Linked DNA regions of Homo sapiens: region 1 is linked to region 2. The links are chromatin contacts, found by Hi-C or POLR2A ChIA-PET in ENCODE. All regions are on one chromosome and are shown on one strand. Each heading gives the region's core, a stretch centred on a gene start or an enhancer-like site at or near the end of the contact. The rest is flanking DNA. Distances are from core to core; before and after follow the strand shown. Region 1 overlaps MYO5B (myosin VB). Region 2 overlaps MYO5B (myosin VB).

Region 1 (5,793 bases), core at 319-2,818, 65 kb before region 2:
GGTATTGAAATAAGATAGGAGGAGAAACTAAGATTGTGTGCCCCAGGAGATTCATGCTGTTTCTGCCCAGAGCTGCAGCCAGGGGTTTCCCTTCTTCCTTAACGTGACAGGTAGAAAAAGTAAAAAGCCATTGCTTATGAAATCTGCAGGGCTGGGCTGATGTGGTGATGGAGGGGAAAACTGGAACATGAATGGTGCCCTTGTTTGCCCCTCTCCTGGGAGAGTGGAGGGTACCACCCTGACATGAACGAGCCGAGCTCTCTCCCCACTGCAAGTTCTGTATGTCAGGGTGGATTAATTCGTGTGCATGACTTTTTCCCTTTTGGAGAGTGATGAGGTGGCAGTATGGGGAGGAAAAAGGAAAAAATATTAGCAGGCTTGGTTGGGCTTTGCATTCACTGGAGGTCTGTCTACATGAGGTCATGAATCATCTTGTGTCTTGGAAAGCTGGCAACCTTGGTAGCAATTCATTTCAGAAGATCTGCTGATAGTACTATACTTCACGAAGTCATTTTTGTTATTAGCTACAGTTGCATGAACACAAACAAAAATCATTGAAATGTAAAACATGACTGCCTCAACCAGTTTGTAAAAGGAGGTCTCCATCAAGGACACTTTGCTTAGCTGATAGGTGTGGCTCCGAGTAGCTTGGAATGTGGGAGGGAGATGCCGCTGTGACAGGGCTGGAATGGACGGGATGGGGAGGCATCAGCTGTGAGGTGCTGTGTAGCTGAAAGATTTGTTGCCTGATCTTTTTGGGCAGTACTGTGCTGACCTCTGGGTTGCAGATGGTGCTGCCTCAGAAAGGTTGGCACAGTGCAGCACTTAGAGGCAGTGGATTCTGTGTAAACAGTTGATGATCATATCTGATGTGCCTCAGTGCCAGCACTGTGAAGAAATGTGCATTAGTGGATAATGTGATGTGGTCGAGGGCTCAGGGCCGCCCAGTTTGCTTTTGGAATATGCCAAAGATGTCCTGATGAGCCAACATTCTGGTGTTCTCTCCCCTCATCAGTTACAGGAGGCTGTGACCAAGCATCGTTGGCAATCTCATGGAAAATACGCTCTTTGAAGAAAAGAGTTGTCTATCAGGAGGCTGAACTTGCTGGTAGATCAGCACAGTCCTTCCAAATTTTTCAACAAATTAGATGTTTTACTGCTTCCCTTAACTTTTGGTATCAAAAACTGGGCGCCGGGATTCCTATCAGGAGTGGTAATGATGTTTTGAAAATATGCTAGCACTTGGCAGGAATTTGCTTGTGGGTAGGGAGGGAGGGAGGGATGGTTCAGGATTCTGAAGGCTACTTTCCTCACACTATATTGCTGTTGGAGAATGTTGATATGCAGAAATACATTTTAGAACCCCATTTGAAGACTGAGTTTGGGCCATGCAGAACAGTTTGAGAAATAGCTTTTTCTTTAAGATTGGAGCACAGGGGAATTGGAGAATGTAGTGACCTCATCTTGCAAGACAGACCTCTTCCCTGCCTTCTGGGAAATACCACTACTGAGGGAGTGGCTGTTGGCCATCTGCGTTGCACGCAGGTACCTATGTAACCACTTCCATGAACAAAAAAGTGGATGCCAAACCAGTTTAGCAAAAAGCTGGTGGCCCTGCCTTTGGCTAGGTTCCTCAGCCTCCCCAGCTTCCTGAATGGGGCATCTTTGAATTCTCAAAAACTCATGCTGTTTTTCCCCTAGCAGCTTTCTCCCTCTGCCTTTGCTTTGGCTGTCACAGTCCCTGACTTTGCTTCAGGGCAGCAGGGAGGGGCTCCTGCCTTAGAGTTGTGTTTTGCAGTGTTCAGGAACCTGGGACTCTTGTCCATGTTTCCTGGTTGCCCCATAGTGGGGACTCTGTCTAGAACCTGATTGTCTTGGAGGATGCTTTCTAAGGGTCACTGATCCTTCTGCTTCAGGGTCTGAGGGAGACGGAGGTAGTGGCTGTAGCTAGCAGGGTCGGGCTGCATGTTGTCTTCTGATATTTCAGGGGAAGAGAGAATGTGGTAAGAGCAGTGACTCCTGTGCCCCCCCACCCCGCCCCGAAACCCTAGTCCTTTCTGCCCATTTCCTCTAAATTCCTTCAGTGTCTGGGGTCTAGTCACAATTTGGTGTTTAGGTATAGTCCCCCCACTCCCTTAGAGGGGAGCGGTCCTTCATGGTTTTGTGTGTTTTGTTTGTTTTTGAGACAGTCTCGCCCTGTTGTCCAGACTGGAGTGCAGTGGCACTATCTTGGTTCACTGCAACCTCCACCTCCCAAGTTCAAGTGATTCTCATGCCTCAGCCTCCTGAGTAGCTGGGATTACAGGCATGTGCCACCATGCCCGGCTAATTTTGGTATTTTTAGCAGAGGTGGAGATTCACCATGTTGACCAGGCTGGTCTCAAACTCCTGACCTCAGGTGATCTGCCTGCCGTGGGCTCCTGAATTGTCCTTCATTGTTTAATGTGAGTTAATCTCTTTTTCTAAGCCAGGTTGTGAGCTCCACAAGGGACAACTGCAACTTTGAGCTTTGTGTCCAGCCCCCAATACTGAGCCCTGTACTACAAGGAGGACACAAGCTGAGGGTGGCCTTGAGAGCCCAGGACAGGGCGGGAGTTGGGAAATTAACGTGGGAGAATGGCCGCAGTGTTTCAGGGCTTTTCTGAGGAGAGAATGAGCTCAGAATGGGCTGCTGGTGGCTGAGGGGTGGGTGTTGGACAGGAATGCAGTCTCCACACAGTTCTGAACTGTGTAGGGAATCGAGAGTGGAGGGACTAGGGGAGTTGATATGTGCTGAGGATTTCCTTTGGGCTAGGCCCTAGGATTGTGTCTACTCTCACAGCGGTCACAACTAGGATGAGTGGGTGAAAGTTTCAGGGAGATGGATTCTAGCTCAATCTGAAGACACAAGTTTCAGGTGACCCAGAGTGGCCCCCCAAGCCACCCCCCGACCCTCTCATTGCTGGAGGTGTTCACATATGGCTACCTGACCTTTCATGGGGAATGTGTGCCAGCTCTGTGGCTTGTCCCCAGGAACACAGTCGGCTGGAGGACTGTCCTTTTCTGAAGTCCTTACTTTGGGGGGCAGTTAAAATGTCTGTTCTTGTGGAGAATGTTGCTGATAGTCTCTGAAATTAAGTAAATATTAACTGGTCCACAGAACCCCCGAGTCAGGGAACCTCTGCTTTCCATCATCTGATAGAGAACTGGGTTTTACCCAAGATCCATCTGTAAGGCTCCTTTCAATACTGAGATCCTCCAGCTGTGGCCTCTGACCTTAGAGAGTCTGCTCCACAGCCTTGCCCTCTGCAGATGACAGCAGAACATTAAGAAAAGCCACCCACATAGAGTTTTCGAGAGAGCAGCTACCCTCACTGACCCTACGTTAGGGTCATAGGTGCACCCGGGCAGCCCCGTTGTTTCTGCTTCCATGCTTACGGTGGATATTCTTGCTTGGTGTTTTATCATCCGCTGGGAAGTGTTGACTGTGGTACGTTGTGCGTGTTAGCATGTGGTCCCATGGACAGAGGGGAGCCATTTGCACCCCTGGCCATGCCATCACGTCTGCGTGAGTACTGTCCAACTTGTGACTCTCCAGGATCCAGTGTTGCTACGTTGTTCATGTGGAGCGTCTGTGTGCCTGTGCCTGTTCTGCAAGGGAGGGTGAGGGTTGGGCAGCAGGGTTCCTGCCATCTGAAGCTCAGTCTTGGATAGGGCAGCAGCAGCACAGGCAGTGCCACACGGAATGTGCAGCATGATATCAGTGGCGTGGGGGTGCTGGGGAGGATGCAGGAGGAGACTAAACAGTGGAACGTGAAGACCTTGAGTAACAAACACTGGGAGAGAGGGGAGCTGGTTGCTGGCGGCGTGGGGCATCATAGAGGCCTGGAGGTGCGGGATGGCAAAGGGACTTTTTCTTAGAATAGAAGATTCCTTTTGGGACAGTTGGGAGACAAGTCTGTGGGGGAGGATTTGGGATTTGACATGATGTGGGCAGAGAAAGCCACTGTGAGCATGAGAAGCACGGTGGCCTGGGGGCTGCAGAGCACCTGGAGCTGGGAGCTTTAGTTGACTGCTCTCCCGTGGGTGACTGAATGTCACTAACGTCTCTCAGCTTGAGTTTCCTGGGTTGTATATTTAGGCCCAGCCTGGGAAAGATGGGTGTGAGGGTTGAAGAAGGTAATAAACATGTGAAAGCTCCTTGAACATGCCAGGGGATTGGTATCTGAGAGATTTTCTGCAGGGGTTGAAATAATCAAATATCAGAGTTAGAAAGTAGAGGAAAGCATATTTTCTTTGATGGCAGAGGGGTGGCAGTTGGCGGGGGCGTAAATCAGTTGCTTCAACCTTTGCATGATTTCTTAGGAGTCAGGAGATCTTCCCTGGGTTAACTGTGGGTTTGGTTAACCTTTGAGGCTGGCTGTGCACCTTCTCAACTAGGTCTGTTTATTTTCAGAAGTGATTGACAGCTCTGGACAAACCTGTTTGACTTCTCTGGGAGTCTCCCCAGGATAACGAGTTTAAACCTTTGTCTCTCATGGTTGTTAGTCTTCATGCATGAAAGGAGCTGTAGAATTTGCAGGGCTTTGTGCAGCCTGCTCTCATTTGGAAGTGTCCATTAATAATGATAACGGCAAACATCGTGGTGTAGGGTAGCACAGGCGTAGATTCATGTTTAATCTAGAGGACTTCATGGTAATCCATACACATTATCATTCTTACCCCATCATCAGATGCTCAACAGCTTTCCACAATGTGCCAGGAGGTTGATAACTGTAGCTCCTGCCTCAGAGAACACCGGCTCCTTAGGGAGACCATAATGGGGCATGTTCTGGATTGGGAGCCAGGGAACTGGCATTCTCATTTTAGTGTCCTCAACAATGGACTCTGACTTTGGAAAAAATATGTCACCTCCTTGGGCCTTGGGTTTTTCACTTGCAAATAAGGATTTTGGGCCAGGTGATTTTGAAGGGTGTTCTCAGGTCCTTTCCACAGTATGGGATTTTGTGATTGTCCATGTACAAATGCATCACATGATGAAATTTAACTATGTACATGAGCAATACATGTAAGAGCTAGGAATCCACGCAAGGAAAGATATTAATAATTGTGGGTCCTGAGGGTCAGAAATGGCGCTTCCAAGAAGGTAAAAATGTAGATGAAAAGTCCAGATATCTGCATAAAAATAGGGAATGGAGGCTCACCTGCTAAGTCATATTAGGTATATGAAAGAGTGGCGTTGGTTAGGGGTTCTGAGGTCCTTGGCAGCATCCATGTGAGCTCATTGGGAGATCCAGGGATCTTCCATCTATTTCTTCTTTGTGCCATAATTACTTGAGTATCTGTGAAGCCAGACACTATTTCTGCTTTAGACATGTGGCCCCAAGAAGACCTTACTATATAAAAGTAATACAGCTTGCTTATTGATGACTCCAAACTCATTATTTGCTGGATCCCTCTCTCCTGGTCCCTGTAATCATTTAAGGTTTTCAGGGAAATGCCTTCGTGTGCCCACTTCCACCTTAGATGTGCTCCTGCCATCCTCTGCTTCCACCCATAAAAAATCAGTATTTAGTTGTGTGATCACATTTCGTCACATACAGTAAAACCTCCCAAATTTTACTTGTAGAGTTCCAGTGAGTTCTGGTTGAACAAGTATATGGATCTTGGTTTTTAAAATATTCTCAATTGTTTTTGAATTTCACCATTATTTAAGTGCTTATTCTATTCCAGGCATTGGGTAGGCATTTGTAAACACAAGACATGGTTTTGGCCCTCATACATCTTATGATCTAACAGGAGAGACAAACATTA
Region 2 (6,127 bases), core at 1,361-3,860:
TGTATTTCTCAGCTAACTATTCTGCAAATTCATGTAAAGATGGTTGCTGAAATTATGTGGAACTTCATCCCCACCACTTAAAAGCAGCTCAAAGCTCCAGTCCTTGCCATATGTTTCCTGGGGGCCCAAATCACCCCTAATTGAGAATGTCTCACTTAGAGTAAGATCCTTGTGTTCTGTGGTGGCCTGTTGGTAGTAGAACCCCAAGAATCAACTACGTTTTACTTACAAGGCTGGCTGACTGGCTGGCTTTGCATCTAAGCCAGGCTTTTGGGAGTGGAAGGAACCATGGCATCTTGTTAGACTTCTGTTCCTCCTGTTCCCTAAGTCTCTACTGTGTGTCCCACTGTTGCTAAGTATCCTTGAAGCACAGTCTTCCTGTGTCACTTATCCACTCTGGAACATCAAACAGCTGCCTGTGTTGAGAAGCCTCCATGATCCTGTCCCACTCTACCTGTCCAAACCTACTTCTCATTATTGCTTGACATGCCTTTTTTGTTTCAGGTGTTTTGGGTTTTATTGTATCAGTTGTTCTTATTCTGAACAGTAGGTACAAAAGATATGAACACTGTTGTGTCTTAGGTTGGAAATGTGCATCCTCAGACTTTAAGAAACTCCAGATTGAGACAAGCTTGGATGCGGATTGAATTCATGGTCAGAAGATGAATTAAATGGAAAGAAAAAAAGGCAACTTGTGCTTGAAGCCTCTAAGCAGTTGCTGAGACTCATTCAGCTCTTGTAGTTGTGCTTGGATCATTCATATAAAGGCCGTTTTAATCTGTTCTTCAGATTCATTCAGGGGAGTATAAAGGTTTACAACTTTGACAGTGGGGCTGGGTGTTGACAGAGGTGACTAGGAAGCTGGTGGCCTTGGCATCCTTAGGGTTTTCTTCTGGGATTACAGGAGCTGGACTGCAAGGATCAGAGGTTCCATCATCTGAACTGCTGTCCTTTGGTGAAGGTTTCTTTCCCAGCTGCTCAGTTGACCACTGTTGGTACCTGGATTGCTTATGCTCCAAGAGCATGTATTGGAGTCATTACATTGATGATACAGAGGAGCTTACTACATTGTCCATGTTATCTATGTTATTTCATTTCTGTTTCTAAGACTTTCTTTTTCTTCTGCATAAATCCTACCATCTCTGCAAGCCTTTCCCAGTTAATCCAGTCCCCATGCCACTGTGCTTCCAATCTGTACCACACAGTTGGACATTTACCTTTTCAAAGCTAAGTTGTAGTTTGTAAGCTACTTGAAGTTAAGGCAGTCTATTTCCTTGTTGTGTATTTGCTTCCTCACAGCCAGCCTAGTAACCAGTAGATATTTTGGTATTGATTTTGATGGGACTCTTTAGGACATCTAATATGAATGTTATAACTTCATTGGAATCCATAGAACATGGCAACTAAGTTTGGAGCCTGTAACTCCAAAGCAACGATTGCTAGTTTACACCTTGCCCCTTAAACAATTGGAACAATACACCTATAAGATAAAAAAAAACCTGATTTTAAGTAACATAGTGTTTCCACGAATCTGTTGGTATTAACTGTTGTTGAAGTATACCCCTAAGTAAGTAGACAAACTGACCTGCTTGATGGAGGATGTTGGATATAAGCAAGTTATATTGTGGAGTAAATGTTAAAGCAAATATTTTATTTCGAAGGGAATTCTTTACTCTGACTTCCAGAGGTGCTCTCTTGGCTTAGACTTTGAATGTGGTTCAGGGTGTGAGAAGTTGGTCATTCTTGTCCTTTCCTGACTCATACCACTAGCCTCTTTGGCAAAAAGCAGTGTGTAGTTTCTTTGTTTAGGGTAGAGCATTAGTTTCCAGGGTGGTGACTTTTCTTTGCTGGTCTGAAGTCATGCTGTCTCCAGTTTCCTGTTTCATTCTCTGCTCCTCCTCAGTTTCACCAGGGTGTGTGATCCACTGCCCTCATTTCCTTGTTGGCAGTGGGTCCTTTGGCACCTGCGGCTGCTTCATGGGCAGTCAGGGTTTGCCTGTAGGCCCCGAGAGGCTTGGGACTTGCAACAGAAGTTTACCATCCTTCCCTAAGCACTGGCTTGTGTCATTTGATGACTACTTATTCAGAACCTGGAACTTTCTGCCTGTGAGGTCGACATACCCATCATGCTTATTGCCTGGAGAGGAAGCCCTACATTCTGCTGCTGCTGCAGAGTGATGATTTTTAACAGACCAGAACTTACACATCTAAATGAGTGTTGTTGTTCAGTGAAGTCACCTTAGGACAATGATTTAAATAACACCGCGATTTCTCAAGAAGTTTGGAACTTCTCTTATGGTTGAGTTCAAAGCCATTTTATGTTATATGTGGCCCAAACAAGTTTTATTAGTACAATTAAATCTTTATTGAGGACTTTTGATGGACCACATAGTGAACTTGGACTGGGAATCAAAAGAATGGTAAGGCAGGGTGTCTGCCTTCACTGTGCCTGCAGTCTGGCTGAGATGCACATGTGAGCCACACTAGCACAAGCCAGCATGCACTGGCCTGTCACAAGAGAGGTGAGATCAATTCTAGGGATGCGGAGGTGGGAGTGATGACATCTGTGGGGAATGGGGATGGGAGGAAAGTCAGGGAAGACACCAGCAATGAAAGACTGGGAGGATTTGAGAAGAAAGATAGGGGAGGAAGGACAAGGGAACCATATCAACAGCAGTGTTGAAAATCTGGGGACTTGCCTGGGAAATGAAGTCATTTCACTGGACTGACAATGCATGCTGCAGTGTTGGTTTCCCTTCATAGGTGGAGCCAGGCCCAGCATAAGCACTGACCCTGTGGATGGATGCCAGGTGAGGCTGGCAGGTCTGCTGGCCCAGGTGTTGTCTCCCGCAGGAGCTGGGAGCAGACGTTGTCTGAAGGTAGGGGTATATTGTAGCCATGCTGAGGAGCCAGCATAGAAGCCAGTGTTGGACCTAGGGAGCTCCAGCAGGAAGACACTGGGGAGAGACATTGAGAAGAGGAAATAGAAATGCAAGGCAGGGCAAAGGGGGTTTGATGATGACGGTGATGATGATTTTTTAAGAGTATGTATTGTGAACAAAGTAGGAAAGGACTTGTGCTTATTTACAGTGGACAGACTGGTGCTGGGGCAAGTGGGTACATCGTAGAAGTTAGGATGAAGGAGAGATGGAAATGGTGACCAGTGGAGATCAGCCTCAATGGCTTTCAATACAGACTAAGAAGTGTGACCTTGATCCAGGAGGCTCTGGGAGCCACAGTGATCCTTCTTGAACACGGAGTGACATAGCCAGACCTAAGTTTTAGAAAGAGGGATCTTCTAGCTCTTGGTGGGATGGATTGGAGGGGGGAGAGGCTGAAGGCAAGACAACCTTGGCCTTCACAGCCTAATTTAAAAAGTAAAGAGCAAACACTTGAGTCAGAATGCTTCAGAGGGGGAAAGGGGGGAATTTGGTGTGAGAAGCAGATGTTGAAAGGATTTGGGGATGGCTTGGATGTTGGGTGAGCACACAATCCTTGTTTTCCCCAAAATGCCTAGTTGCAGCCCAGTGTCTCAGCATAAGTGAATCATGGAGCTGCCTTTCTTTAGGTCAAAAATGGCCAAATGTGGCTATTTAATGTGGTTCAACATAAGGTTAAATGTGCCTCCTTTTCATATATGGGAAGTGTCCTGGTTTGGACAGTAAATGATTTGGTCCCCCTAGTTAGACATGGTGAGATATGGCAGAACAGTTTTCTTCGAAGTTCTGAGCTTGGTGACTGGGAGAATGCCCTGGTAGCAGAAGTGAATTGGGATTGGGAGGTGGGTGATATTGACCTACCTGCTCACCAAACTTGGGACCGACTCACATTTGACTTTCAAATAATTCTGTTCCCTCTCCAAAGATGTAACACTTTCATCTCTAAGGATATTGGAAGCAAAGAAGCTCTGAAGGTGGTTCCTGTAGAAGCTCTTAAAAGATTGCTTTCAGTGGCATGACCCATATGGGAGTGTCTAAGTTCTGGTGGATGTGTTCATGAGTGAGGCTCCCTGCACTGTAGTCATTTCTCACATGGGTGGTTAGAGTAGGTGGCTGGCCATCCCAAGGCGCATGGGTCTCGTTCACTTAACTGTATCCATTAACTGATTTCTGACTCTTTCCTGAAAGACAGCTAGGCTCACACATGCTCATCCTTATTCACAATGGGGCTGGGCTTAGGTGTGTCTAAGGGCTCAGTGCAGACACACCCACCCATGTGTGCATCCCACAAAGAGTGCCCAGCAGAACCACTCTCATTCTGAACCCCAGCACATGTGCCTGCTTCATGATTTAAGCAAGTACCAGGTATCTAGTGGAGAAGCAGAAATGTCACGGTGATTAAACTTTTTAGTTTTATGAGATCTTGCTTCAGTCCCTTGAATGCACAGGTTAACTGCACGGCTTGCTGTGTAGAGGAGGGAAATGCAGGGAATTACATCCACTTCTATTTCATGGGTGGAATTACTAGCTATACCAAAGCATCAGTTCCTAAGGATAAATAAATGGCTTTGTCAGGCCAACTATGACAATAGAAGATACTTCAGTGGAAACACATTTTTCTGAAATGGTTGCACTCAAGATCGTTGGTGAGGGGATACTCTGTGAGAAAGGTTGTGCAGGGAATGTTGATGGATTTCGGCCAGTTGTGGTGGCTCACACCTGTAATCCCAGCACTTTGTGGGGTTGAGGTCAGTGGATTACTTGAGGCCAGGAGTTCGAGACCAGCCTGGCCAACATGGCAAAACCTTGTCTCTACTAAAAATACAAAAAAATTAGCCAGATGCAGTGGTGCACGCCTGTAGTGCCAGCTACTCAGGAGGCTGAGGCATGACAATCACTTGAGCCTAGGAAGTGGAGGTTGCAGTGAGCTAAGATCACATCACTGCACTCAAGGCTGAGTGACAGAGCGAGACTGTTTTAAAAAAAAATGTACAGGTTTATATTACTGAGCAAGTCCATAGGCAATAGATCCTGGTTTCAGTTTTTAGTGGCCTAATGGCTACACAAAGAGTCAGGACCACATCAGTGTGTTATGTACCAGGTTTATGGATGAGGAGATCTACAAACACCAGAGTTACCCAAATCTCTGTTGTCTTTGATAAAAGCAACACTGGTCTCCATATAGGTTTTTTCCCTTGTTTGGTAAATGTTCCCATGGGGCAGCAGTGTAGCTCAAGGGTCATTTCTGCATTTTCTGCATTTTTCTCCTCGATGGCTTATTTCTTCTCTTTGAGAATGAACTACTCCTTTCTGTGTTTCATTATGAAATCTTGAGGTTTTAAATTCTTTCCAACTACAAAAAAAAACTCAGTACTTAAGAAAACTGGGAGAACACCAAAAAGAAGTGTCGTCCATAATTCTAGCATTTTTTTTTAAACCACATTTTCCCCTCCCTGTTTCTAAGCCCACCTGCTCAGAGTTACACTGCTCAATTTTGATGTGAACCTGTCTAGTACAGCCTTTTGCTTACTTAAACAGTGTATCCATAGATTGTTTTTTAAACACAAGGATTATACTATAACATTTTGTAACTTGTGCTTTTTGGTTAATATACCATGATTATCTTTCCAAATCAACCCGTTAGTCTACTACATATTAGTGGCTACAGGATTCCCATGGAAGACTGTTTTACTGGAAAGGGGTCCTGATACAGACCCCAAGAGAAGGTTCTTGGATCTCACACAAAGAATTCGAGGCGAATCTAGAGTAAAATGAAAGGAAGTTTATTAAAGTAAATGAATTAAGAGTGGTTACTCCGAAGGCAGAGAAGCCCCAAGGGCTGCTGGTTGGCCATTTTTATGGTTATTTCTTGATTACATGCTAAACAAGGGGTGGATTATTCATGAGTTTTCCGGGAAAGGGGTGGGCAATTCCCAGAACCAGAGGGTTCATCCCCTTTTTAGACCATATAGGGTAACTCCCTGAAGTTGCCATGGCATTTGTAAATTGTCATGGCACTGGTGGGAGTGTCTTTCTTTTTCTTTTTTCTTTTTTTTTTAGCATATTAACGCAGTATAATTAGTGTTTAATGAGCGCTGAGGACGACCAGAGGTCACTTTAATTTCCATCTTGTTTTTGGTGGGTTTTGGCTGGCTTCTTTACCACAACCTGCTTTATCAGCAAGGTCT

What was found. A loop is a pair of places that touch in the nucleus more often than their neighbours do. ChIA-PET counts read pairs that join two places held with the same protein, here RNA polymerase II (POLR2A).
Region 1: a loop to region 2 is called in a map of PC-9, with 5 times the contacts of the local background. The contact joins two enhancer-like sites. A Hi-C loop is called at or near these places in 2 of 168 maps with a recorded cell type or tissue (PC-9 and ovary). POLR2A ChIA-PET finds 5 or more read pairs at or near these places in 1 of 52 experiments (PC-3).

Annotation. Positions count from the first base shown.
Region 1 is chr18:50,157,771-50,163,563 of GRCh38, reverse strand. The region is part of intron 1 of MYO5B (myosin VB); the gene reads left to right. Among named protein-coding and RNA genes, the nearest start is that of MIR4320, 34 kb to the right of the region's middle. Within about 2 kb of position 1,568, at least 4 of the 41 ENCODE cell types and tissues checked have a DNase peak (open chromatin) inside an H3K27ac peak, as active enhancers do; they include PC-3 and PC-9, where a contact is called at or near this core.
Region 2 is chr18:50,093,639-50,099,765 of GRCh38, reverse strand. All of the region lies in intron 1 of MYO5B (myosin VB), which reads left to right. Among named protein-coding and RNA genes, the nearest start is that of MIR4320, 30 kb to the left of the region's middle. Within about 2 kb of position 2,610, at least 11 of the 41 ENCODE cell types and tissues checked have a DNase peak (open chromatin) inside an H3K27ac peak, as active enhancers do; they include PC-3 and PC-9, where a contact is called at or near this core.